7 separate regions of the Mus musculus genome follow, and all the other regions are linked to region 4. A link is a loop called in an ENCODE intact Hi-C map of the cell type or tissue named here. Cell type or tissue: heart. All regions are shown on one strand.

Region 1 (4,000 bases), 600 kb after region 4:
TATAGATGCTCTTTTACAGTCTTACCTTATTGTCAATATCTTTTTTTCTTTTAACGATTTTATCCCAAACTCTCAGATTGACTCAGCCACAGAGAATAAGAAGCCCCTTTTCCAATGTAGGCTGAAGGAGGTAGGCCTGTTTATAAGCACTGCTTCCCATACTTCTCCAGCCAGGAACTCCTTGGGAACTTTGGATACTGTGATAAATTCAGTGTCTTCCTACATGTTAGATCCTCACAACATGACTGTGTTTTACTATAGGACCTTCAAGGAGATGCCTAAGATTAGAAGAGAAAATAATGGAGGGACCCTAATCCTTTGAGACAAGGGTTCTTCCAAATGGAAGTGGAGCCATGATACTCTGTCCAATGCTGCAAACAAGAGGCCACCTGAGGAAATAGTTAGAAGGTGTTTGTTGTTTGTTTGTTTGTTTGTTTTCGTGGGCCAAGTTAAAAGTCCTTTCTGGAAACAATTCAGGCATCTACAAGATCCTGACTTAGAGATTTTATGCTACCAAAATGTAAAAGGACAAATTTCAGAGGCCTGGGAATTCACTTCAGTTGACCAGCCTAACCTGTGTCCTATCTCCAAATATAAATAAACAAATATTTTTCAATCACAAAAACAAATAAATAAGTTTCTCATTTGAGTCACCTAGTCTGTCATATTCTAATGTGGCAGCTAGAAAGGACCAAGTAGGGAGGTTTCACTCTGGAGTCCCTAAGTTGCTATGTCTCAGCTAGGTCTGAAGAACTGTGTTTTATTGATGTAATTGTTTCTCAAGAAATCAAAATGATATTTGAGATCTGGCAAATTTGAAAGTTCTGGGGTACAGGGTCAATCCTGTGGTCTTTCTGTGTGTCCTGGTTTTTCTTCCAGTTCATTTCTTCACAATCACGGATGTTTCTACTCACAAGATTTATTGCTTCTTTTCCGTTTTAGGTGGTAAGAATAGGACAGGAAATACAAACTAGTTTTCCCTACTAAACTGTGACATTTTAGCAGAAGAAAAGGTACTATTCAATGGCACACATTCACACATCTATGACAGCAGTAGTTGTAATCAGTGTAGAATAGTGTAAGATGCTTTCAGACAAAAGAGAGCGATGGGAGGCAGGATGGGCTTTACAATCAGTTTACTAATAAAGTTGGAATTGCCCCCAAGTTTGAATGAACCTCCTGAAGGTAACTGTGGAGCAGTGTTTGGGGATGAGAGGTAGAGGAAGGACAAGACTTGATTTCTCTCAGGAAGATTACAAGGCCCAGGCAGTTAGATGGAGTCAATGATGAGAGAAGGTAGAAGATACCACAGAAAAGGAGCTCGGGAGATAGATGAGCTGCTGTGAGGCCTAGATGAGGGAAGGGCATGGTGGAGAGAAGAGAAAGCTCTGTCATTTCAGTGGTGAAGGCTTTGGAAGAACAAGAGTGAAGTAGGGATTCAGGTGACTGAAATGTGATTCTGCAAGAGGGCTCAGGTCAAAGAAGAGCCAGGCTGAGAGTCTGCAATGCACCCTGTTTCCTGGGAAGACCTTAGATTTACTGCAATTGGCTGAATAAGCTTTGGATCCTTTGTGATGCTTCTCCTGTGGGTTTTCACCCAAGATCTACAATGACTTTTCAAGCAAACATCTATTCTGGGGTTGGATTTTTTTTTTTTTTGCTCTGCCCTTGGATTCTGTCATCAGTGTACAACATATGAAAAATCACTTTGCTTTGCATGGTGTGTTTTGATAATACAGGGAGAAAATTCAGCAACACATCCTCCCCACAGATTCACAGAAAGTCCCTCTGGTGGTTTGAATAGGAGTGGCTCTCATAGAGCCCTGTGAATGCTTGGTCCATAGGGAATTGTACTATGAGGAGGTGTGGCCATGTTGGAGGAAGTGTATCATAGTCCACTTCTTCCTGCCTGCAGATCAAGATGTAGAACTCTCAGCTTCTTTTTCAGTATCATGTCTCCCTGCCTGCTGCTGCTTTGTTGCCCATCATGAGGACAAGGACTAAACCTGTGAAACTGTAAGCCAGCCCTAATCAAATGTTTTCCTTTATGAGAGTTGCTAATGATCTTGTTGTTTCTTCACAACAATTAAACTCTAGGACATCCTTCTAGTCCATTCCAGTTTCCCTTCATGTTGAGCTAGTAAGAAGTCATTTGCATACAATACAACCTTAAGTTATTCATCCACTATCACTAGTATAGATTGGCCTTGTCCTTTCCACAGGATAAACAATGTCATGAAGGTGTTTTAGGTTAGGGGTTTAAAGTGATTTAATTATAGTCATGGAGTGTTGCGTTTTGTGTATCTTATTGACAAATCTAAACCATATTTCTATGCTTAATGTCCTCTAAGGAGACATTGAGGATATAGTGGCTGTCCTTTCTTTTGACAAAGCCTTGATGCTAGGTAAAAATGCCTCTGATGATATTTTAGGACCATTCTATTTTTGACCCTAATCCTTTCCTTTGCTGTGGTTATGGCCTGGAGTGTCTAAATTACAGGCTCTCCTGCAGTTTCAGAAGGCTAATTTGCACCACCGTGTGCATTAGGAAGGTGGTGTATATAATATTCCACTAAGGGAGATGCTAGGAACATTAAACCCCCGCTAGTCAGCGGTCACGAGTCAGGGCTAGAACTGACGCTAGTCATTTTTCTTCACTGACAAGTTTTCATTATGTGGCTTTCCCAGAACAATTTAGAAATTGATCCACAGCTGATGGAAGCTGGGATGAATTGGGCACAGAAGTGAACCCTCAGCATAGGGAGAAGCCAAAACCAATGCTGGGTGGCAGCTCAGAGTAGGAATGATCAACTCCCTTTCTCCCACTCCTCCCCCACCTCCTTTCCCACAGTCAGCAGGCACCCATCTCACTCTCCTCTCACCCCGGGCACATTTCCCCAGGTCTCCAGAGGTCATCTAATCAATCTTTCATCATCTGTTTGCTTATCTCTTGCTTAAATAGATCCGAGGTTCACAGCCCAGAGAAAGCAACTTCCTAGTATTTGAGCACTGGTTAAAAAAAAAAAAAGAAAGGTCTTTTGTTTTCCACAAAATGGTGTAAATCTTATTGAAAATCAAAGGCATAGATATAGTTTTGCTCTTGGCAAATGTGACAGACTTGTGGGTCTAAGGCTATACCTGATACACCAAGTGTACAAGGGTGACATTGAGCAATGCTAGAGGAATTGCCAAGTTTAATGCTTCAAAAACTGTTCCTGGGGTGACTAAGAAACCTCAGCAGTGTGTCCTAGTCTAAGAGTACCTCAAGGTATTAATTGATTTGAATATTGAGAGTTCAACCAATGCTACAGTTTAAATTTTGAGTGTTTTCCTCAGGGCCCAGATGTTGAAGGCTTGACCGCTAGCCTATGATACTACTAGAAGGTGGTAGAACCTTTGGGACACAGTGAGGTTTTTGGAAGGTGTATCCTTGAATGTCATAGTAGGGTTCACAACTCTGAACTTCCTCTCTCTTTGCTCCCAGTCTATTATATGAGTAGCTGCTGCTGGCAGGCACTCCTTCTTCTGACTCTGGCTCATGGGACCAAGCTGTCATAGATTCTAGTCTTGAAAATTGTGACCAGTATAAACCTTTGGAAGATTAAGTTGATTGTTTGAGATATTATGTCATAGAATGTCAACTAATACACACAATTAGATTGCTTTGTTGGTTGTGATGATAGTAATGATGTAATAACTGCATGTGTATTTGTTTTACAGAAAATAGTTGGAGGTAGGGAACAAAGAGATTGCCTTGACTATACAGATATTAAGACCATTAAGATAAAAATAGGAGTTTATTAAAACCAAAACAAATTGTTCTTTTTGTCTCCATTTTTTTTTTTTTTTTTTCTTTTTGTGAGTCAATACCCCACCCAATTCCCTGGAATTGGTTAAGACACCATGTGGTAGGTCTTTTCCCATAACAACAATGTGATAGTGACAATCTAGGTAGAACTGCTATCTTGGGCAAGACAAAGAGCCAGAGGCTTCTTTGATC
Region 2 (4,000 bases), 320 kb after region 4:
TATCACAAGACAAAGATACCTCATGGATTTTTAAAGAGGAGCTCAGGCCTTCCTTTAGTTTGTGCTTGCCTAATTTTGACAGCTTTAACAAGCTTGGCTGTGTGCACATTCAACTCTGAAAATTAAAAGGGAGAAAGAGCATATGAAAGAATGGACGAAAGTTTATTATACATAAGGTATTAAGACTAACTGTCCAAAAGCAAACATATGCATGAACACATGCGCACACACGTGTGCTCACATGCACACACACATGCAATATACACATGCATGCATGCACTCCACACTCAGGACAGAGAAGGGCAAATTTCCGAATCTAAGGACGTTTATATAGTGTTAAATAGGTAATTATTGTTAAAGTGCTTTTGACGCCTTAAGAAATGACCAATTCAACTTCTGGTGCAGGGAAGGCCTGGTAACTGTCAGAGTGTTTCAACTCTAAATAACTGATTAACCAAATTCCAAGACTCAGTGAGTTTTCCCTCAGGGATTTTCAGTTCTTGGCGCTCTGCGAGGACCCATTCCCTTGGGGTTGCAAATGGCCAACATTCATTGTATTTTCTCAGCTAACTTTCCTGCTCATAATAAAAGCTAGCAGGGCTTCCTGTTCAGCTTCCCTTGTTTGGGTGTTGTCATAAAACCGTAGCTTTCAGTTGAGTGTAGAAGCAGCGACAAACAGAAATCCAAATTATGAGGAAGTGATTTTTCTCATGTCAAGGGTTGAATTTAAAAGTGGTGTCTCAAGCTGGTGTGTTGTCTTCACCCATGAAATGATGATGTGAGGGAAATAATTTAAAAATATTTGAAGGGCATGAAATGCCAGCAACATACCAGGGCTAATCTTACTCTTCTCATTAATAAAGTGGAGGGGCCATTTTTCCTATTAATATAATGATAGAATATTGTTAACTATTCTGAGTACAAGCACTGGGAATAATAGTTTCATATAAATATTAACTGAATAAGCTAAGGGTCATCTTACCAGGTATCCATGGTTTAGGTAAGCTGAAGATGTCAAACACTGAGTTGAATGAAAGGAAATTACATTTTGCTATGCTCATAGCAGAAACATTATGACTCATTGGCCTAAGATCGTTGTAGAATTGTTCTGCTGTTTTTAAAAACAAAACAAAACGAAACAATCCTTATTTATATTGCTGTCTGACCCAGAGCAATTAAGGATAATGGCTTCAAAGAAGATTGTGTTATCTATTATTTGTCATTTGCTGTGACTGAGTGGCACCTGAGCTCAGCAACTTCAGTGAGGAAATGTTTATTCTTGCTCATGGTTTCAGCCCAAGGTGCTTGGGCTGCCTTGCTGTTAGGTTGTGGTGAGGCAGCCAAGGAGGTTGGTGAGTACGTGCGGGAGTAAAGCTGTTGTCCTGGTGGCAACCATGAATCAGGAAGAGTCGAGGGGCAAGATAATGTTCTTCAACGTCACACCCAGCTAGACTTCCTTCAGCCAGAGCCCTCCTACCAGCCTGTTCAATGAGATGATCCATCAATGTAGTTAATGGTCTCATAATCCAAGTATCTCTCGATATTTCCACCAGCTCGAAAGTAAGCTGCCCAGAGGGGAAAACCCCACATCTAAAGCAGAGCACCCACTGTAGTGATTGTATGGACCTGGGTCATGACTGAACACAGTTGAATTTCTTTCCAGTCTTGGATCTGCTTCAGTTGCCACCCACATTGCAGACGTTATCTTCTGTGCTAGGTTGTGTATCCTCCTATAGACATCCTCTCTGGTTAATAAGACCTTGGTGTCCAATTCTATTGAACATGTACATTTCTCTGTCAGATACTCATAATGACAATGCATTTAATCCTTTTAAACATAACAATAGGTGAGCAAAAATGCTCAGGTATTCTGACAATCCCTCAAATATAATACAGACGAAATGGTCAGTATTTTGAGTTTCCAGTACAACTGGATTGTGCTGACACTGGAATTGGGAGCCAATTAATGTTGCCCTTATTAGGCCTCATCCTGGAGCTAGAGGAACAGAATGTTCTCAATGATCTGACTTCTGCATGGGGACATGGATTATGTGTTTTCAGTTGCTAGGGAGAATGGACTTCCAGAAAGTCTTGACTGCTTGAAGTTTATAGCATGTAGCTTCTCACCAACAAGTCAGGTACTATCCAAAGTTAAGTGTTTCAACAGAGGCTAAGGGATTCAAGTCGCCCCAGAAAGAAGGAACCTCCTAGCACCTCTAAAAGGCATGTGAAAGGGAAGAACCTCAGAGGTGTGCAAGGTGGACATCACCACGTAGGCATGAGCCAGGGAGGAGGGGCCTCATTCCTACCTTCTTTTAATAATCTGCAGAAGGAAGCAGATATTTTGGGGCTACAACAGGAGGCTATTCTTAGCACCCAAGTTTAGGGAAATGTCAGACCAGTGTGATTTATAGAAGGAAATGGTGGAATTTGTATTGTTTCTTTTGACTTTTTTTTTTTTTGAGATATTATCTCATTATGTTGCTGGCCTTTATCTGGCTCTAATCCTCCTGACTCTCCCTCATGAATATTGGGATTATAAGTATATTCCTTTGCTGCTGGCCAGTTTTCCTTATGTGAATATTGAGGCCATAATAAAGCTATCTTAAGAGGAAAACAGCAGTCTTCTTTCAAAGCCTTCCACATATGTTTGGTAAAAGAAAAACAGCAATGTAAAACCACTGAGCAATCTGCCTACCAGTGGAGTTAAAATGCTTTTGGTATAAGACACAGGTCACTCACATAAGTAAAATCAAGCAAGAAATGCTCTTTTTTTGTGTGTACCCTTCAAAAACATCTATAAGCACCCAGAATTTTCATTGTGAAACTTGCTTTTTTTTTTGTCATAAAGCATTTGTTTAATGGGAGGACATGGGAACTCTGTTTGAAAGCCAAGATACATATACATACATACATATATAATGCATACATACATCCCTTTTAAAATAAAGAAATAATAAAGATCAGAGTGTTTCTAAGTCAGATAACATAAAAATTTGGGGGCAGTTTTTTTCTTCTTCTTCAATATTCACCTAGTCTCATTACTTAGTCATTGTTTCAAATTCTTTTAGAATATTGTCCACAGTGCAGAGACTCCTCTGCGGGGGTTAACTAGTAGTGTTGGGGTCTCAGAATGTCCAGGTAGACAGGCGAGAGTCCAGAGGTTTGTGTCAGCCTCTGACAAGCACCGGAGTTTTCCAGAGATGAGGTGAACTCTGACTGCACTTCGAGGTATCTGGTCTCTAATCTAACAAGTCCATCATGCTGATGTATTAATTCCTAATGATTTGGGAAATGCTGAAAGGGACACAAGCTGGGCCTCTGTCTTCCTGGCTAATGCTTTTACACTTGTCTATTGTTCTCTGCTTCCTGCTCCTTTCCAATATTGTAATTAGGACCAAATTTAGATGATCTTTATATTCACAGAACAAAGAAGTTTGAAAGACAGTAAGAGATAAAATTGTCAGTGGTAATGCGAAATGGATTTGAAAGTCTCACTTTGGAAAGTTAAATTTAATGGGTTGCTAATATATGATCAAACAGCATACACGTTCAGTGCAGGGATGGGTCATCAAACTGTCACCCCTGGGACCAATCTGCTTTACTGTTTTCTTTGGTAAGTAAAGTCTCACTGAAGCACAGATGTTGTGGCTATGGTTATAGATTGCATATGGCTGCTAACTGTCTGAAATGGCAAAGTTCAGTAGTTGGAAAAGAAAAGTGGGAGTACTTTTTATATACTGTTGATCTCCCTCACCCACAAAATTGTGGTCCCCCACTTTAAACATCTCTATTTATTTATTTATTAATTGATTGATTGATATATTTTTTTCTCTCTGTGGTGTGTTTGTATATGTGTGTGTGTGGCCAGATAATACCTTGAGGGAGTTCATTCTTTTCTACCATGAGGTTCCAGAGACTGAATTTACATGGTCAGCCATGGCTTTGGTGCCTTTACAAGCTGGTCTCTATTTTTTTGCTATATTTTGTTACCAAATTA
Region 3 (4,000 bases), 1.5 Mb after region 4:
TATATTTTTTAAAATCAAGTTCAGTACTAAGAAACATTTTAGGGGTAGAGCATTTTCAAATTAACTGGAAGGCTTTCATTCCAATGACTTCCTCAAGAATGTAAGCCCAGAAAAGGCAATATTATAGGGGAAATTTTAATGACTTATTGAATAGAATCTGTGAAATCAATGTCTTTGAACATGTAATGACGGGCCACTGACAGTTGGGATTATACAGAGATTTTTAAGTATCGAGTGTTTATTTTAGTGTGGTACTGTGGTTGACAATCTTTCTTTAATGTACGCATATGTGTGTGCATGCATGTGTGTGTGGACATATGCTTGAGTGTGTGAGGTAGATACACCTGTCAAGCCTGAGACTAATATCAGTCAGTCTTCCTGGATTGCTTTCCACCTGATATATTGAGTCAGGGTCTCTTGCTGAACCCCAAGCTTACTGCTTCAGCTCCTCTGACTGGCTGGCTGGCTTGCTTGGGTAATCCCTTGTCTCTTTTGCCAGCCTGCCAAGATTAAAGAATTGCTATGCTACCACACCCACCTGGCTTTTCATGTGGGTTCTAGGGATCCCAACTCTGGCACTCCTCATGTACAGTGAGTACTTTACCCAGAGTCATCTCCCTAGCCTCCGGTTCTCAAAAGGCAGCAGGCAGAACATTTTGGCACACGTCTTCCATTCCTATAGAGGCAGATAGATCTCTATGAGTTTGAGACCAGTCAAGTTTTTACATATGAGTTCCAGGACAGTCAAGGCTCCATAGTAAGAATGATCTCAAAGGTGGGAGATGCAATCTAATGTGGTTTTCTTTGTATCATATGCATTTAATTCTATATTTAAGTATGGGGGAACTGAGTCCAGGACTTTGCACGTGTTGAGCATATGACTAACCACTGAGCTACATTTCCTAACACTTACCTTTTATTTATTTAAAACAAACAAACAAACAAAGATACCACACATTTTAGGAGCAGATGTGCGCCAGTGTCATACTTCTGATGTGTAGAGTTTGATATCAGTGTCTGTAGAGCAACAGAGCAATGCTCGTCCCAGGATCCCAGGGAAATGCTTCACTGATTCACCATCCTCCCCGTGCCAGCCAGTGCTCCTAAGTGCAACAGTGCCACTGCAGGCATCCCTTGTCATCACACGATATTCTCCACACCTCTGTCCTCATATGACCATCTTCTTAGAAGAACTCCAGTCTTACCAGATTAGGGGTCTAGCCTACTTCAATATGACCTCAGCTTAACTAACAGAAATGACCCTGCTTCTTAATAAAGTCAAGTGAATTTTGAGAGGACATAATTGGTCCACAATAATTACCACATTAATTCTGTGACTTCCCAGACAATAGTCCTCCGGATGAAGCTAAAATCGTTTTGTTTTTCAACTGAAGCTGCTTTTAAAGCTCTGCTAAGGACAGGATGTGAATGTGCCAACATTTATCAACATTGTAGAGAGAATGACTTTAACTGGAGGAGGGGCATTATTAGAAAGCTGAGCATGTGACTCCCTCCACCATTTCCACACCCCTTTACCATGTGGCTTAGCAATAGTTCCAGAGAAGATGTGAAGCTTGGTTTTTCACCCTTCATTCTGGTTGACCTTGGGGTTTGCTTTGGCCAAATTAGCAAGTCTGCAGTCAGCAGCCTCTTAAAAAGTGCCTGCTCATTAGGGCCTGCCCTTTTGTCTAGGCTGTCCTGCTGAGAGACTCAAGAGACCACATGATGCAGACCAGAGGCCAACAGCCAGTGGTCAGCCCCCTAAGCTGACCAGCTGCCAACGGTAGACATGTGACTTACATTCCTGACCAGGCCACTTGAAGCCTGATGTCCGGATCAGGAGAGCCACTCAGTGGATTCCAGCTCAAAGTGCCAGCATGCAGAAACCTAGATAAAACACAAAACAGGCTTCAGTTTAATTTAGCTCCTTACAGTGGGGATTGGTGGTACTCTGGAATCAGAGGCAAGATTGTGGGTTTGAGCCCAGCCTGGGTTACCTGACAAGACCTTATTTCAAGGAAATAAATAAATGACTGTCTAAACTTTTTTCTTCAGTTTCTGCTTTATTTTGCTTAATGGTTATAATAGTTTTTGCAAGTATTCTTGCTTTTTTTTTTTATAAAGCTGACGCATAAATGGTCTGAACACCAAACATTGAGTTCATTTGGAAGTACCAAAGAGGCTGGAGGAGGAAGTATCTAGCAGAAGTTAGGAAACTTGCCTCCCATCCTCTCAGTAGTCTGTAGAGTTGACCAAGATGAGCCTCCAAGGCCAAGAAATAGGAGGCAGCAGATGAGCCAGAATCTCAGCAGTGCCCCTCACTTTCTGCAGAGTGGTGTTTGTTTGTTTGTTGGTTGGTTTTGTTTTGTCTTTGTTTTTGTTTTTTGTTTTTTGGTGAATTTCAATTTTGACAAGGTCAAAAAGTAGATCTCTGAAAATAGTACCCCCACTTGGTGTCCAAATCGTGGGTCTTTGTGATCTTATGTGACCATTCTTCCAAGAACTCGCCCTACCTAAATTTCCTTCATTAGAAACCAAGCTCTGGGGACTGGAGAGATGGCTCAGCAGTTAACAGGATTTTCTGCTCTTTCAGACGACTAGGATTCATGTCCTAGAACCCACAAGTACCTGTAACTCAGGCTCCGAGGACTCAGACACCCTCTTCCAGTCTCCCTAGGCACCTGCACGCATACACAGGCACAGACACACCACATATACACATACACATAACTAAAAATATTTTTTATGAGAAGAGATAAAGATTCTGAATTAAGATCCCTGGAGAGCCCAGGTGTATTCTTCTCCCGAACCCTAGTGACTTTTCCATGTAGAGTCATATTGCTAAAGCATAGAACTGATCACGTTAACCCCTACTTAAACATGCCAGAGTTCCCTATGGCCCCTGGTAACACCAAGTTTCTTTTATGGGGCTAACGTGGCTATATTAGTATGTTTCTGCAACCATGACAAAACACCACAGGCTGGGTAGCTTAAGCACCAGAAGTTTCCTTTTCAGAATCCTGGAAGCCGAAGGGCTAAGAGGAAGGGCCCGACTCACCTCAAAACTCTAAGACAGCAAAGATTGCATCCCTTTTCATTCATCAGTTTATCAGTTTAGCACATCTTAGGCTCTGACCACAGTTTGCAAAAGGAGTTAAAGCTATAGTAACAAACCTGAGAGTGATTGGAATTATCTAGGTCAAATGGGACTGGGAGATAGATCCACGATTCCCGTTCATTTGTCCGCTCTTTATATAAAGAACTTGTTCTTTATCAGATCCAGAAAACACAGGCACAAGTGTCACACCAAACCCTCTGCAGGCTTATTGATCTTATTGAACCGCATGTCCTATGGCTCCTCTATATTCAGCCTTCAATCTACTTTGACTTACATTTAAACAGCCATTGAGATATGTTTTTAAGGCTATGCAATACTTAAATAGTGTGGTTGTTGACATTCACCACACGTATGTTCATTTGAAACCTCAATGTTGAAAATAAAAATCATTCTATGCCATTAACTGTTTAAAAGGCAATTATCGGACTTTCCAAGAGTTGTCCTGATTATAGTCCCAGGAAAATGTCTTTCAGTAAGTTCTTTATGGCATTACAGTAACTCAAGAGAGTAAATAGAGCATAGGTAAGAATCCTAAAATATGGAAATAGTTGAAAGATACATACTAATTCTTTCAAAATCACTCTCCAGAACCAATGGGACTAATTAGCACATGAATCACACATTCTCTCAAAACATAAAATTCATGTAAGATGAATCAGGGAGAAATAGATATAAAGTGCAAATCACACACACACACACACCCACACACACAGTGCCTAAGATCTAGCAAAATGTATTAGACTGGGTCAGGAAATGGTAGAGGACAGTGTTACTAGCCCTAAAATATGGTTTTGTATGTTCTTCCTTTCCGTTTGGAAATTGAAGCTATTGTGTGACGTTTACCTGAGTGAGTTGTCTGCTAGATGGTTTACAGATGATGCT
Region 4 (4,000 bases):
CCTGTAGCACCAAAAGTCTGAGTGCTCAGGTCCTTGGTGGAAAAGAACATTCAAGGTCTTAGTGATTTCTCCATGCAAGCATAGCTACAGTTATTAGTTTATATGGAGACAGAAGAGATGCCTCAGGGGTTCAGAGTTCCTCTGTGTGCTTCCATAGAATCAGAGTTTGGTTCCCAGCCTCCTCCTCCTCCTCCTCTTCCTCTTCTTCCTCCTCCTCCTCCCGGTCCTCACATGTCAGGTGGCTCACAATCTGTCAGGACATCTGAAGCTTTTTTTTTTCTTTCTGGTCTCTGTGGGTACCTTCAAATAGATGCTTTACACACACACACACACACACACACACACACACACACAAACATACACACACACACACACACACACACATGCGCGCATTAACATTTTTAATGTTAAAAATATTTTAAAATCTAGCTTTAATTCAACTGAGCATTCAGTCTAATTTGTAAGTTCAAATCTTTGTGGTAGGCAAAATACCAAAAAGACAAAAGGTAATCTAAATTATCCCTCTCAGTATGCTTATTAGCACAAATATTCTAACATGTCTCTCAGTATTCCCAAATTATACACGAATTCTTATGGGTAGGGTCCTTTCGCCTAAAGAAATCCAGCCATTTAACTTTATGTTTATTTAATGTTTGTATGTATTGATACACGGTCATACTATAGAGCGTGGGTAGAAATCACGATTCAGATCCGACTGCCCTGGAACTCACAAGAGATCTACTCACCTCTGCCTCTGTAGTGCTGGGACTAAAGGTGTATTTTATTTTAGCGCCAAGTGGTTTGGGTGGTAGCTGCAACTCTAACGCTATCTTGTGTTTATGTGACTCCACTGGCTTGTTATAAAGAGGGGAACACTAGAAACCCCCAGGGTCTTAGAGTATACAATGCACAGAGCAGTTCTGCATTGATGGTCACCAGGGCCAGCGCTATGTTTTCATTTCTGCACTAAAGAATTGTATTTGCGCTGGGCGTGGTGGCGCATGCCTTTAATCCCAGCACTCGGGTGGCAGAGGCTGGCGGGTTTCTGAGTTCGAGGCCAGCCTGGTCTACAAAGTGAGTCCCAGGACAGCCAGAGCTACACAGATAAACCCTGTCTCAAAACACCAAAACCAAAACCAGACAAACAAACAAAAAAGAACTGTATTTGCTCGGCCTAGATGTCATCCCAGTGGCCAGGAGAGTGTTCTCTTTGGGGGTCACTGGACAGATGCCCAGTGATCTCACTGAGGAGGCTACAAGACAGGCTTTCCCTCACTTAGCCTTTAGTTTCTTGGTTCTCCTCAAAGCTGGGCTGCGGTGAGGCCTGAGAAGTGAAGCAAAGGGAAGGTAGGCAAGGGAAGACTGTTTGTATCCTTGCTTCAGCTCTGCTTTTTCAGGCATCTGTAGCCAGAAAAGATGATTAATATTCAGTGTGCGCATGGGATGGGATGCGTGCTTTCGAAATGTTGCTGCTTTCAGCGAGATGGGCAGCTAGTTTTCTATTTCAACTATAGAAAATACACAGTACTCACTCGCTTGCCCAGACACAAGTGGCACCTATTGTTTAAAAATGTTTCCCAAGAATCCGGGTTGCTCTTTTCCTTTCTCAATCTGTGTGCCAAACTATAGGATCCTAGATCTTTATCTATTTATTTTCGGTAAAAGCCAGAAAGACACATGAAAGAATCGAGACTTTTCTTAAGGGGACTTAGCGCGGTTATTTTTAATAATTTATGCACACACTTATATTCCTGCGTGCATAATCCCCCCTCCCCCCCGCGCGCTTCACTGATGTAAAATCAGTAGCTTCAATAACGGAAATCCACTTCCCCTGTGGGTGACATTCCAATAGGTTTTTCCAAACCGCAGAGTCAAAATGCCAGGAGCCTTAGCCGCTGTCCCTCTGGACAACCGACTCAGCTACTGCCCACCGGCGCACTCTTGCCTTCTGCAAAAGTTGCTGGTGTGATTAGTCCGGGTCTGAATTTGCAAGCACAGTTCTCCAGCCCTGGACGGGAAACGCGATCGTTCTCCATGACAACAACCAGAAAGCGCCTGGAGCCACGCTCGGATTTCTACCTGCTCCACACCTTGCGGTGATGCTTGGATTTTTTTAACTCCATATTCCCATTTTAGGGGACAAGCTACTCATGAAATCCTTTGCATGTGAAGTTCCTCCATGAAACGTTTTCCGAGTTCTTCTTTCGTAGTCTAGGTGGAGGAAGCTGAGACAGGACTTTACGTACCGTAGTATGGGAGGACCTGACCAAATCTGTAAATAAATTACTAGCCGGGCTTGGACAACCTGCCTGGCTGGCTGAGGTCTTTGTCCGTTCTGCTTTGCTCCGGGTCCGCGCGCTCCCGCATCTGGCCGGCAGGTGGCGCGGTTGGTTCACGTAGATACTCTGCCCCTGCTGTTTGCAAAGTGCCTCCACTCAAACTCCACTCAGGCTGAGACCCAGACTTGGAGGAGGAAAATCTGGCCCGGGAGGGAGCCAAAGGAGGGGCAGCTTGAGGCGAGCACGGAAGGTGGATCTTTTGGAATCCCACCCCTTCAAACGCCTGGGGACCAGCCACCCAGTTTCAACTGGGGCGGGTCCCTTGGTAGCTAGCTGAGCTGCGGTTGGCGCTCAAATTGGCTTCCCCGGTGGCCTGAGCATCGGAGGACCGGATGGTGTCTGCGTCCCTGGGAAGTCGATGGTTGGCACCCAGAACAACGCGGGGTTGTGGGACAAGTTTCTGCGGGTAGAGCCTCTCATTTTGGTCCCCTGGGAGACTGTCCCCATCAGTACCGGGGAGACTTCGGAGTTCAGAGCCACAGTAGCTGCTCCAGGCAGCTTGCGACCCTCTGTCTGTCCCTTCTGTGCAGCAGGTGCTCGCATTCTTACAACCTTCCCCTTCTACACCTAAGTGTCCAGGAATGGCTAGAAGTGGTTCCAGGGACACTCCCTGGAAAGCACAGTGAGTTCCCGGTAGCTAGGGCTGTCGCGAGGTGATTTCTCCCTTCATAGTCCCGTAGTGGGCTCGGTCGATGTGAACACCCGGACCTGGCCAGGGATCACTTCCAAACGTTAGGAAGATTGGGGACAAGTGACCGCGCTCTGCTGCTGGGGAGATGACTGGGTCCCCCTGGCTAGGTAACTAAGAAGGAAAGGAATTATCAAGCTACGAAAGTCCCCCAGCCCAAAGCATTTCCCACGGAGGAACGCCATAAAGACACAAAACCTGGCAGTGAGGGTGGCTGCGTGCAGCAGAGAGCGCCCGACCTTAGCTGGGGTGGACAGTACAGAGACCCGACGACCTCGGCAAGGGGCAAGAGCCAAGGTGCAGGTCAACTTCAGACTTATTTCATCTCAACAGGAGTCTTTTCTCCCTCGCACACCTCCGGACTTGGGGCCGGGCGGGGAATGCCAACGTTTTCTGGCCTTCCCCACCGTCCTTTCGGAGTCTCTCGAAGTTCCCTCTGCCGTCCAAGGGATCGATCCCCAAGGATCGAGACAAGGTCTGGGGCCTCTCGTGGGGGCACAGACCCATCACTGCTGGGAAGCCAGCCTCGGGAGACCTTGAGCCCTGCGGAGGCTGGAGGGGGCGGGACCTCGGGGGTGGGCTCTGCACCGTGGGGGTGGGGACGTGGCGCTGGTTCTGCACTGCTATTGGTCACGAGCTCTGGACTGGCGGGTGTACGTCACGGGCCGGTCCCACCCTCTTGGCAATGTCTTCAGACTGCTGCACTCCTAACTTAAGCATTTATTCCACTGGGATAGAAGCGGCAGGAGCAGCGTTGGCACCGGCGAACCATGGCTGGGATTTTCTATTTCATCCTCTTTTCGTTTCTCTTTGGAATTTGCGACGCTGTCACCGGTTCTAGGGTATACCCCGCGAATGAAGGTAAGAGCCCGGCAGCCCTTATGCGGTCCGGGACCCGGAGGGGGTGATTCACTGATGAATGGTCTTCTGGAGCTCAGAACCAGTTAGGGTGGGGGGCGGGGGGTGGAGAGCG
Region 5 (4,000 bases), 570 kb after region 4:
AAACTATTTTTTCTCACGTATTTTGTCACAGTGAAGAAAAAGACAAGCTACCATTGAGATATAAACATTATGTCGCTTTTCCAAAACTGCTGTGGCAATTGATACTCAGTGACAGTGTTAGACCACTGCTCACATCCTCATTAGCAGGAGACATTCCTGGTTTAATCTGGCAGGCAAGAGAAAGTTGAGGCAGATAAAAACCTCTTCACAAATTCAACTCCAAACTTGTCTAAAAGAAAACATCTCCCTAAAGCTGAGAGAAAGTTGCTCAAACAGCACAAACGGGAGCAGCCAAGATGCCTAAGAGAAGAGAGAAGGGAATAAATGTAGGCTTTCCATTTGTAGCAAAGTATTTCCCCCCCCCCCCCCAGGAGGATTCTTGGTGTGGGCATCAGGCCAAGAATCCAGGATCTGCTTGGGGAAAAAGGCAGGGAAGAGGCAAATGAGAGACTTCACAGTTCTGTAACACCAGAAAAACAAAAGTGAAGACGTAAAGACTCCAGCACAAACCGATATATCTATCAACACATTTTACAGGCTCTGAGGCTCTCTCGAATAAGCAGCAGGGAAGCCGATGAAAACATGTAGACCAGAATTGCCTCAGTTCCAGGCTGTTGTGTGGACTTCCGTTAGAGGGCAGGACCCTTCAAGGACTTGGATCCTTCTGAACAGCACTGGCCTCAATTCCAAGAGTCTGTTCAAAGAACAGAGAAGGACCAGAAACACATAGAGATATCATTTTGCAAAGATTGTGCCAACTATACACAATTGGAAAAAAGTGTACAGTCTACATGGTTTTTCTCCCCAGAAAAGTAAGAACTCAGTCTAAATAGGATGCTCTCGGGGTTAAAGAGATGGTTCAGGAGGTAGAGTATAAATAATAAGACCAAAGATTGAATTCCCCAAACTCATGTAAGTGCTGAGTTAGGTATGGTCAGCTGCCTGTAATTTCAGCCTTGGAAGGGAGACAATTGGAATCTCCTAGGAAAGTAGGTTATCAAGGCTTTCTATATAGGCAAACTCGGGATTTACTTGAAAGACACTGCCTCAAAGAATAAGGTTGAAGAGCCATGAAGGAAGACCTCCTATATCAGCCTAAGCCTCTGTATACGTGTGTACTCATGTACATACATACCCGTTTACACATATGTGAGCATGTGTACATACACTTGCATGAAAACAGAAAATATAATCTCCTATTGATGCCAGTAAAAATCTTTATCTGCTAACTAAAAGATCTTTGTCTTTAGATCTTTGTCTTTTTTTATTGTCTCTGCCCACCCCCCCTTTGCAGAACTCAATGATTTCATTTGATTATTGAGCACCAGTCTTCAAACTGTTAAACTTTGTACTCATCATTTTCCTTCGAGTCATTAATAGAGTGTGGATGACTTCCTCCATGCAGGTGAGATTCATCCCCGGTGCTGGCACACAGTCCACCTTCAGAGAGTTTGCTGCCCCTTTAAATCTTGCTCTCCTTCTATTTTCTCTCTGATTCCTAGAGTGCAGCTTTGCCAAGGACCCAGACAAACTAAAAAGGCTGGAGTGTTTACAAATGACCTCTTTCTCCTTGGCAGCCCTGAATTCCGATTTCTGTTTACTCAGTGTTGTGAGATTGCCAGATCTCACTTCTCTGTTCAGCTGCAGTTTACTGAGCTTCTTAACCTCTGACATTGCTCAATGAAGAATTGGCCCATGCCTAAGGTGCATTACCAGAGAATGCCAGGCTTCCTTCTCTGTGCCTCTTTATTTTAAACGACCTTGGTCTCTTAAGTCCTTGATTCCTCGTTGGCCTGAACCCCAGCTCTTGTCTGCATAGTCTCCTGGTGGTGCCAAGACTGCTGCCTTCCCTGCCCTCTGGCAGACACTTTCTCCCTGGCTTTGCAAACTCTCAATCAGACAAAAACAAACACAAGTCCCAGGAGGAAAGGAAGACAGAGAAGTTGAGTTCCTCATGAGGATGGAGCTATTTCCCAAGGACCTTAACTCTCAAATGTGGTTAACCTGTGCAACATCCCAGTGTTTTCATGGAATTATACTTGTATATGTTTTTTATGTTCAAGCTAATTCTTGGTGCTACTCTTATTCTCATATAAGCATGCTAATCATTGCCCCAAATCATATTTATGATTCACTAACCCTGAGTTGAAAGATATTGTTTCCATTTTACAAGTGAGTTAAAAGATTTAATGAAGATAGACATTTTACAGGGGTCACATGGGTAGCAAAGGGTGGGTAGCAAGTCATGAGTTCTGATTTCAGGTTCAAGCCTCTTTACCACATCATGTGACTCCAGGATCATTTGGCCAGTTGGTGAGAAATGTATAAAAGAACGGGCTACTTTGAATGAATTTTCTAGAATATACTGGCATATGTATCTACTTAAATAGATAAACATATACTTATATGTTACATTGCTAGATTAATGTTTCTTCTGGTTTGGCTCTCACACAAAAGAAAATAACCATTGGAGAAACACATTTCCAAGTGAGTTAGTCTTCATATTAATTTGAACATTAAAAAAAAAAAACCAGCCCATTTTCATGAGAGCCTAAAATTTGGAAATCTATATGTATGTGTACACATATTTTACAAATGGATTATTTCCATTTAATTTTAACAGGCTTTAATATTTGAAATAACATAAGAAGTAACATTGATCATCACTTATCAGATCATGTATATTTGGCTTGCACTAGGCTTTAAGGGGGATATTATATATATTTTTTTCATTTCATGAAGAAAGAAGACAGAGTTTAATGATACATTTTAAAATCCAACCAAGTGTACACACAATATTGTTAAATATAGATCTAAACCATAGAACTGAAGCCTGAGCTCATGTAGTTAAATATCCCATGGCACACTCCCTTCCTGTTCTCTTCTTTCTTGTTCTTTCTCCCCCTATCATCATTAATGGAGAAAGAACATGCTAATGGTTGCTGGCATGGATACAGAAAAGTGAGGGAAGCTTCCAATCTACTTGGTAAGAAAGAAAACTGACATGAGAAATAGTGCACCACAAAGTGTCCTTACGGTTTGAGTGACACAGATAAAAGACACAGGAACCCAGAGGACAGAGAAAGAGCGGTGCCCCTGTTGCTGCTGCTGACTGCATGGTAAAAGACTCTTCATGTATGAATCAAAAGGCAGAACCTAGAACTTGGTTAGCAAGGGACAGAGGGTCCAAGACACAAGGACTGCAGGGACAAGAATGTACATTGAATGTCAAGGCATCAAGAGCACCATTCCTATTTCTCCTATAAAGGTTTAGTATTGCTAGAAACTTCTATTCAGTATTACTTAAAAAAAAAAAAAACCCACAACACAGAATTATTTCTATCATGACCTTTGAATAGAATAACCAAAGAACTCCCTACAATCCCAGTAATGTTCACCTCTCTGGTTTTCATTATTGCTTGTCTAGTGATTTGTTTAAGTCTTCAATAATTCTAATAAATGCCACTTTCCTTCAAATTGAGAAGGCCTTGACATATTCTCAGCAATATCTGCAAAGATAGTTTATACATCCCACCTGCTCATCTGCAGTTTTTGATAGAGTAAATTTTGGTTTAGCTACAGAGAGAAAAAGAAGTCCAAAGAGACCCTTACTGTGCACACAGAGGCTGAATTGCTTCTGACAATGGGCATCTTAGGTACAGCCTCTGTGGCCATCAGCCCGGAGCCCAGCAGCCCACCAGCTCTTGGTCAGTAACTGCAGATTCATTTGCTTTTGTTTCTACTTCTGACCCAAGACCACTGCGGAAAGCCAAACACACTCCCAAATCCAACCACTTGAGATTCTGTTTCTCTGGAAAGGGCTCATCTAACTTCCAGTGTAGATAGTCCCCATTCAGAATTGAATCATGTTTTTTCTCTTTAGGGTTGGTGATCTGAGTGTTATTGTGGCAAAGCACCAAAGTTATAAAGAGGAAAGGTTATTTGGGGTCTTGGTTTTAATGGTCTCAGTCTGTGATAGTTAGGATGAGAATAGCCCCCC
Region 6 (4,000 bases), 1.9 Mb after region 4:
TTGTATACTGCATCCCTAGTCCCCAGTTAGACTTATTTGGATGTCGGGCTTTAGGGAGGTATTAAAGGTTCATGGAGTCCTAGGGCCCTAACCCGTTAGTAGTGTGTCCTTGTAGGAAGAGTTAATAGACACTCCATGGAGAAAGACCCTTCCATGGCCATACAGGGGGGAAAAAAGGCTATCTAGAAGCTGGGAAGAGAGCCCTCACCATAAATTAAGTTTGTGGGGCTTCTCGCCTCCACAGAGAGAATATAAATGCCAGTCACTTAAGCCTCCCAGTGTGCAAAGTCTCTTTATGGCACCCTGAGCAGCTAATGCAACATCTGTGCAAAAGAAATGTTCTGCCCAAGGGATGAGGCTCGCTGAGGCAGTCAACAAACAGGAGTGAACCATCGTCTAGACAATGGTTTTATAGCAGAAGCTGTGATAGCGTCCTCAACAGGATTCTCCCCACAGCAGCTCTAAGCCTCTGCTTCCACAACCTCCCTCCAATGCTGGCACCAACTTAGGTGCGCCCTCCTCAGCCTGAGGAGGAACAGTGCTCAGTACCCAGGCAATGGGTACTGACTGTCTTCTCCCTTGAGTTTGCCTCCGAAGCAGTCGGAGCCGTGCCGTGGAGTCCAGGCTCGGCCTATCAGGGAGTAAAACAATGTCGCCGTGGAGAACCGGAAAACGACAATCGTTCCTGACAAGCACTCCATGAGCGCATGCGGCCTAGGTGCACCTACACCTGGACGGCTTTCTGAGTCCTAAAGGACTGGTAAAGACTGGTGTCTAGGCCAGGGACAATGTCAGGGGACACACACCTTCAGGAGGCCAGAGTTTCACAGTGTGAGGGCGATAAAGGGATGTTAAATAAAACTGGGGAGACAGGAAGGAAAAATAGCTAGGCCAAACGTTAATTTCAGGAGAGGAATCGGATTGAGGCTGAAAGCTGGAATAATCCCCTCAGCTTTTGACTAAACTCTAGCTAGAAGAGCAGAAATCTATACTTGATCATTTAAAAAGAAACAACTTTTGCTTCAAAGCTTTTAAAGAAAGATAAGAAAAAGGAGGAATTTTTTTCCTTCCCTACAAATATTTGCATTTTTTTTTTAATTTGACACTTTTAACGTCAGGCAACAGGGGACTATGGTTTGATTGGTTGGTTGGTTTTGGATACAACCGAGGGTCACAAAGGCAAGAGTACTCATACATCAGCAAACAGGACGAAGTCGTGTGATTTTTTAGTGCCTCAAATACGCCCACCAAGGCTGATGTCTAATTGCCAATGGTCCAACAATCAGTTCACAAAATTCCTGGCTACTTAACCAGTCTCTAGCAAGTACACCAGCTGGCTCCAGCACACTTTTGCAAGGCATTCTGGGTAAGCAGATGGCAGCTGGCCCAGCACAAAACCACAGACCAGAGAAACCAAGGTTTCAGAGGGCGATGTGAGGAAGCCCAATAGATCTTCCTCCCCTGGATGCAGCTCCTCGCAGGCACTACAGGGAGCTACGGACCTAGTCATTAAGCTACCCACCACCTAAGGAAGAGACACATTCCGTTCTTTAGGAAGGGTTGCCTAGACCCCGGCGCACTGTGATGGCGCCACCTGGTGGCCAAAGGAAAAACAGCCACGGAGAATCTCAGATTTCCACCACGTTTTTAAAATTCTGTATGAAATTGGTATTTCAGGAAAGAAAAAGAGTGGGGGAGGGGAATCGAAGGGAGGGACAGAAAAGGACTGGAAGGGGGTGCTACAGGAAGGGAGGGAAGGGGGAAGGAGGAGATGGGATGGAAGAGTTAGAAAAGATCTTAGCTAATCATTGGCAAACCAAAAGCTCAACTTTCCCAGGCACTTCCTAAAAATGCCCACTATGTCCCCCATAAAGAAAGATATTAAAAATGAATTACTGAAATACTTTTAATGATTTGGCCAGACAAACGCTGAGTGGTTTACCTCACTACTAGACAGTTCCATCACTCAGCTGTCGTGACCATCTATAGATACTTATGACTGGCCTATACTTTGGATATTCATGTATAATTCATCTAAATTCATTCTATGGCCCAACCTTCGAAAGAACTGCTAGCATATGCTTTTGTTTCCATAACAAAGCCAAACACAGAAGCCAGGGTAGGGTATGTACCTCTCCAGCTTAACCCTCAGTGCCTGGCACTGGCCTCTCTGCTTGGCCAGGGTTCAATACAGCCTGGTCCTAGTTAGTTCCTGGTTCCTCTGCAGAAACTCTCTCTAAAGGTTCATGCCAGTCACCTGCAGGTATTTATAGAAATCTAAGCTTTGGTTCATAAGTCAGAGAACTGGGCAGAATTGGAGCTGGCACCAGTAAGCATTAGAGTAATAGTTGATGAAACAGATTAATTAAAGAAATGCATTAACATGCATAACCGAGTGGCTCTTATTATATGTATGTGAGTTGTCCAGCTAGAGTAAAACATTTAAACTCTGTGTCTGTCTGTGTGTGTGTGTGCGCGCGCGCGTGCATGTGTGCGTGCATGTGTGTAAGAAAGCAGAGCTCGCCTTGATGATGTGTATTATTTCCACAGCCTCTGGCTGAGCTTCAAGCTCAAAACACCTTTGACTAAACACTCAGAAGCCGGTTACTGGGATCGATAAAGGAGAAAGAGTGACCTCTGCTGGCCAAGTGAGATTTTTTTTTCCCCAGCCTCTGGTCAATTTCCCAACTCTACAATGACATGATGTGTTTACAGAAATGCAGTAATGCCCTCTGCAGAATAAATGATCGGCTAATTTTTTTCTAGACTGGTGATATTTACAATCCCATCAGCAAAAAGGCCATGGCTTGTTTGGCTCAAAAACTCCTTAATGATTTGTAGAAATGAGATTCAATTAGGTTTTTTTATGCTTAATAATTATTCAGTAGAAAAAATAAGAAATGTTTTCATGTGGCAAACAATCATTTATTTTCTTTGCTTCTTGTTTATATGTCATTGATGAAATGAATAATTTGCAATTTATTTTGAAATATAGAAACTAACTAGGGTAATGATAAAACTGTTGCCCCTAAGTATCTCATTAATATCTGTAGTCATTTGATTGCTAAGCCCTCAATTTAGGAACTGAATTGTTATTTTTTGCATTTATTTAGTGTGTGTGTGTGTGTGTGTGTGTGTGTGTGTGTGTGTTCACATTGCTATGGTGTGCTTGTGGAGCACAACTTCCAGGACTCAGTTCTCTCCTTCCTGTGGTGGGCCCAGGATTGAGCCAAGGTCATAAGGCTTGGCAGCAAATGCCTTTACCCACTGAGCCATCTCCCCATCCCTAAAAGTTTTCAATTCTTTCCAATAGTCCCATTTCATAATCCATTGTGCTGTGCAGACTGGGAATGAGTTAGCTCACGCTTGAAGACTCAACAGTGCTCAGAACAAAATCACTTCCACTTCATCCCTGGGTGGCCAGATCTCTCCACAGAGCTTCCGTTGCTTTCGACAAGCAGAAGATGGGGTGCCTCGTGCTACTCTCAGACATTTTCAACTATCAGCTTACCCTGATTACAGAGGTCACTTTGGTCTCTAGTTTGTCCAAATTTAAAACAAAAATACCATATTTCAGGTTTTCCACAGAAATGCTGGGCAAAGTCTCTTTAAAATGTTTTTAATTGACTAATAATTCTGCCAATGTGACTGTTAAATCAAGAAGGTGAAAGAGGAGAGACACCCAGAGAGCAAGCTCTGAGCCCCACTCAGTGAGGGAAACTGGCCCATATGTCAATAAACTATAAAAATTCTCAAATGCCTATAAAAGGCATCAGTATCCAGTGTCATATAACTCATGCACCATCGTTACCAATAAAATATTCAAATTAAATGAAGGGTTTATTTTAAATCTTTTTTATATTCCTACATAATGAAAGGCTAGTATTTCTGTCACATGCCTTTCTGAAGCCAACACTCTCCCTTTCCCTAGCTCTCTGGCTGACAAGAGGCCAGACTACTTCACACTCAGAAACACTTTGAAAATCAGAGAGTAGACATG
Region 7 (4,000 bases), 890 kb after region 4:
AAATGAGAGTCGTAAGAATGGGTATACCATGACAAACTGCCTTAGACTACCAGTCTGCAGAATTTCATTTAGAAATAGTAAAACCTAAGGCAGCCTGATTAATGGACATCAAGCTGGTCAATAACATTGGATCAATACAAAATAAAAAGGATGCCAAAGATCAATGAGAGGTAAGACTCCCAATTATGCTCAAATCACCCTTTGTTGGAGTGCTTTACCAAAAACCACTAATTAATCTTTATTATGTGGTTTTGAGAGTGCTAAGTGTCATTATCCCCAAATAACACGCTGAAGCACTAGGACTTAGGACCATTCACAGGAAATACCCAACAGCAGACATTAGCACCTGCTCACATCCAGGACACCTAGTCTGCTTTTGCTAAGTCACCCTGGAAGCAATCTGTGGCAAAAAAACACACAAGTAGAATCAGTTATGCGTGGGCAGCTTCAAAACGTAGCTTCGTTCTCAGTGACCTTGGATGAGTGAAAGTCTCTTACCTTTAATTTCTTCATTTATAAAGAGAGTTGATATTGTCTCCATAAAAGACAGTTTTGATGTTGGAATAATTTAATGCTTATAAAGTCCTGGAATATATTAAGGGCTCAATAAACAACTGTCATCATTGTTGTTAGTTTTATTTTACTTACTTTTTGGAACTAATGCTCATGAGCCAGGCAATGACAAAAAATAGGACCAGCTAGGCTCTGCTCAAAGCAAGATGAGAGCTGCCCCTTAAAATGAAAAGAGGGTAGCATGACTTGAGTGCCTGCCAAGGGTCAGACATCGTACTCAATATTTATCATTTGAGGCTGATTCTTCCACTTGATCCTCATAATAATCCAGTGATGGAGCTACCAGAACTAATTCTTTAGCCTGGGCTCTTTGTTTAATAATCCATCTCAGAACAACACTTCTGCTAAGTGGCCTCTGCTACCATGATGGAGGAAGGGAGGATCCAGGGCAGTAGGATTCAGGCACCTAGACACACAAGCAGGTAGCCTTGTCTTCAAGAAGTCTATCCACAAGGATTAGACTTCAGAGATTGAATTGAACTTGGGGAAGGCTCCAGAAGAGGAATATAACCAGGAGCTCCTGATCCAGCCTAATCACGGGGAAATAAAGAAGGATGTGAAGCTAGACACTCACATCCAGGGAGCATAGAAGCTGAGACGACAGAGAAATACGTGGGGAGATGAGGAATATATCTTCTGATCAACATAGGTAACAGAATAAAAGGCCAAGACAAGAGAAGGATGTTAGAGAGTTAGCCTGATACTACTGAGTAGAAAAATCCCTTTAATTTTATGTTTAGTCAGTGGACTGCTAAGTATCATTCAGTTCCAAATATATATCCGTTAATATCTGCATTGTGGTTATTAATGAAATTCCTTTAAGGGAATCTCACTTTACAAATTAATGTGTTGTTTAACTTCAAACATGAATATAATGTTTTGATCAAATCCACTCATTGAAGTGCAGCTCATTTGAAGTGTTAGCCTTCCTCAGTGAAGAACGCTTAAAAGACAGTGCTGAAGCAGTGTCCAGTACTGGTGTCTGGCTTGATAGCACAATGGAGGAGGGGAGAGACAAACATTCCTGTGGGTTCTGGGAAGGCTGACCCAGTAGGCAAGGCCTGCCTAGCCTCAGACACAGGATATATACTCTCCATGATCTGACAACTATTAGTAGTCATTTTATAATAAATTCCCACAATCCCCTATGTGTTTCTACCTCCTGATTGAACTCCTCTTAGACATGAAGGTTTATCTAAAATCTAATGTGGACTAATGACTCTAAAACCATGAATAGTGTCTTATAAAATACACATGACTCAGTTCCTGCCTTCCCTCCAACTCATCCTTACTTCTTTCCATTCCTGAAATACTCTGAGGACTCCTTGGCTGAGTGCTCAGATCTGCCTGTCTAACTTGGGTAACTCCTTGGCAACTTCTCTATAGCCAATCAGTCAATTATCATGTTTCCCTCACTTGCTCTTCTCTAGCTTCCCTACCACCTGCCCTTCATAACTTCATCCCTCTGGTTCTCATCCAAAAGACAATGCTGTTGTCTCTGCTGCCACCAGCAGCCAGAATAGTACCTGATGCATGGAGGGACTCATTAAACATTAGTGCTGTGTAGCTGTTTCCTATGGGTTAGACATGATACTATAATCTTGAATCCTAACAGAAGTATTTACTCACACCAAACCATTGGGGATGGGGGAATTGGGAATTGGATTCTGTGGCTCATGGGTCTTTGTGTGATCTTCATAAGGACTCTACCTTCCTGGAACTTATATTCAAGTAGAATGTGGACCAGTGAGACTCATTGTATAATAGCCTCTACATTACCCTGGAGATGGTCCCAGTGCTTTCAAATCATGGATGGTCTTTAAATTCATCCAAATAGATTTATTGGCTCTGCAAATTGACGTGGATATAATCCTTTCTTTTCTCTGTTGGATTCCTCCTTATCTAGGTTAAGTAGACATTTCTTTACATCTCTCCCAGGAGAAGTATTGTGACAATCTTCTAAATAAGGGAATGATAAACGTACAACTCTGAAGGAAGCTTCTAGCCTGGATTTCTTCCCTTCTTCTACATCCTTGCTATCTGGGATCACTAAGAGACATTAGTTGGACATCAGAACTCCTAGAATTATCTAGGAGAGCATTTCTTATGATATGTGTTGTGACCCCTTTGGGGTCACATATCAGATATCCTGCATATCAGGATTCTGATATCCTGCACATTACAATTCATCACAGTAGCAAAATTACACTTATGAATAGCAATGAAGTAATTTTATGGTTGGGGATCCTCACAGCATTGCAAACTATATTAACAGGTCAGAGCATTAGGAAGGTTGAAAACATATCATTTGAGTTCTTTTGTGATTGGGTTACCTCACTCAGGATAATATCCTCCAGGTCCAACCATTTGCCAAGGAATTTCATAAATTCATTCTTTTTAAAAGCTGAGTAGTACTCCATTGTGTAAATGTACCACATTTTTTTATATCCATTCCTCTGTTGAGGGGCATCTGGGTTCTTTCCCAGCTTCTGGCTATTATAAATAAGGATGGACCATCTAGAGACTGCCATATCCATGGATCCATCCCATAATCAGCCTCCAAATGCTGACACCATTGCATACACTAGCAAGATTTTGCTGAAAGGACCCTGATATAGCTGTCTCTTGTGAGACTACGCTGGGGCCTAGCAAACACAGAAGTGGATGCTCACAGTCAGCTATTGGATGGATCACAGGGCCCCCAATGGAGGAGCTAGAGAAAGTACCCAAGGAGCTAAAGGGATCTGCAATCCTATAGGTGGAACAACATTATGAACTAACCAGTACCCCGGAGCTCTTGACTCTAGCTGCATATGTATCAAAAGATGGCCTAGTCGGCCATCATTGGGAAGAGAGGCCCATTGGACTTGCAAACTTTATATGCCCCCGTACAGGGGAACACCAGGGCCAAAAAGTGGGAGTGGGTGGGTAGGGGAGTGGGGGGGGGGAGGGTATGGAGGACTTTTGGGATAGCATTGGAAATGTAAATGAGGAAAATACCTAATTAAAAAAAGGAAGGTTGAAAACTACTAATCTAAGGGGGATATAACTAGAGTTTCATAGTCTAACTTGAAATCATGATATTCTTTTATTCGCAGAGATGGAAATCAGCTCTAGAGACAAGAAAGTATAGAGACCCAATTATAAAGCCAATAGGCATAGCCCCAAAGCCCTGAAAAGAACACAACAGAAGCCCCTGTTCCTTCCACTGGCAAACTTCACTGTTTTCTAAAGTAAGTAAAATACCTTGGGTGTGCCCTTTATTTGTACTCTTTTTTTATTACTTTTTTTCCCCATGGAAAGTTGAAAGTGTGTCTTGGGGCAGAGAGAACCTGGCATCACCCAATAATGCCTTTCTCTATTTCTCTGCCCACATCTTCTGGGAACTATAATAATTACTTATTTCAAACAACTCTGGAGCAAGATA

The links. Hi-C counts contacts between places; a loop is a spot of excess contacts. Peaks named below come from ENCODE experiments on the same cell type or tissue, not always from the same donor. Only the 100,000 strongest peaks of a DNase experiment are listed, where the experiment ranks them.
Region 1: a loop joins it to region 4, with 2.9 times the contacts of the local background. A loop is called at or near these places in 2 of 42 quality-filtered maps.
Region 2: a loop joins it to region 4, with 7 times the contacts of the local background. A loop is called at or near these places in 7 of 42 quality-filtered maps.
Region 3: a loop joins it to region 4, with 5 times the contacts of the local background. A loop is called at or near these places in 3 of 42 quality-filtered maps.
Region 5: it touches region 4 in a loop (3-fold over the local background); 3 of 42 quality-filtered maps call a loop at or near these places.
Region 6: a loop joins it to region 4, with 15 times the contacts of the local background. A loop is called at or near these places in 22 of 42 quality-filtered maps.
Region 7: it touches region 4 in a loop (8-fold over the local background); 10 of 42 quality-filtered maps call a loop at or near these places.

The regions. Positions count from the first base shown.
Region 1 is chr1:76,918,649-76,922,648 of GRCm38, reverse strand. No RefSeq gene overlaps it. Among named protein-coding and RNA genes, the nearest start is that of Mir6343, 410 kb to the right of the region's middle. In heart, a CTCF peak has its summit at 1,789; no DNase peak of the experiment used is centred here.
Region 2 is chr1:77,199,738-77,203,737 of GRCm38, reverse strand. No RefSeq gene overlaps it. Among named protein-coding and RNA genes, the nearest start is that of Mir6352, 300 kb to the left of the region's middle. In heart, no CTCF peak of the experiment used is centred here; DNase peaks (open chromatin) are centred at 537, 2,007 and 2,197.
Region 3 is chr1:76,036,967-76,040,966 of GRCm38, reverse strand. It overlaps Gm32622 (a long non-coding RNA gene), which reads right to left. Exons shown (of 6, transcript XR_865555.3): 5 at 1,801-1,887. Among named protein-coding and RNA genes, the nearest start is that of Gm29065, 20 kb to the right of the region's middle. In heart, CTCF peaks have their summits at 1,122 and 1,860; a DNase peak (open chromatin) is centred at 1,736; H3K27ac peaks cover 910 bases.
Region 4 is chr1:77,514,829-77,518,828 of GRCm38, reverse strand. It overlaps Epha4 (Eph receptor A4), which reads left to right and starts at 3,741. Exons shown (of 18, transcript NM_007936.3): 1 at 3,741-3,888. The coding sequence starts at 3,798. In heart, a CTCF peak has its summit at 2,378 (motif pointing right); DNase peaks (open chromatin) are centred at 2,488, 3,028 and 3,678; H3K4me3 peaks cover 2,334 bases; H3K27ac peaks cover 1,863 bases; H3K27me3 peaks cover 904 bases.
Region 5 is chr1:76,940,611-76,944,610 of GRCm38, reverse strand. No RefSeq gene overlaps it. Among named protein-coding and RNA genes, the nearest start is that of Mir6343, 430 kb to the right of the region's middle. In heart, a CTCF peak has its summit at 1,745; a DNase peak (open chromatin) is centred at 1,780.
Region 6 is chr1:75,651,341-75,655,340 of GRCm38, reverse strand. No RefSeq gene overlaps it. Among named protein-coding and RNA genes, the nearest start is that of Slc4a3, 110 kb to the right of the region's middle. In heart, CTCF peaks have their summits at 1,594 (motif pointing left) and 2,638 (motif pointing left); a DNase peak (open chromatin) is centred at 1,360; H3K4me3 peaks cover 290 bases.
Region 7 is chr1:76,628,150-76,632,149 of GRCm38, reverse strand. No RefSeq gene overlaps it. Among named protein-coding and RNA genes, the nearest start is that of Mir6343, 120 kb to the right of the region's middle. In heart, a CTCF peak has its summit at 2,090; no DNase peak of the experiment used is centred here.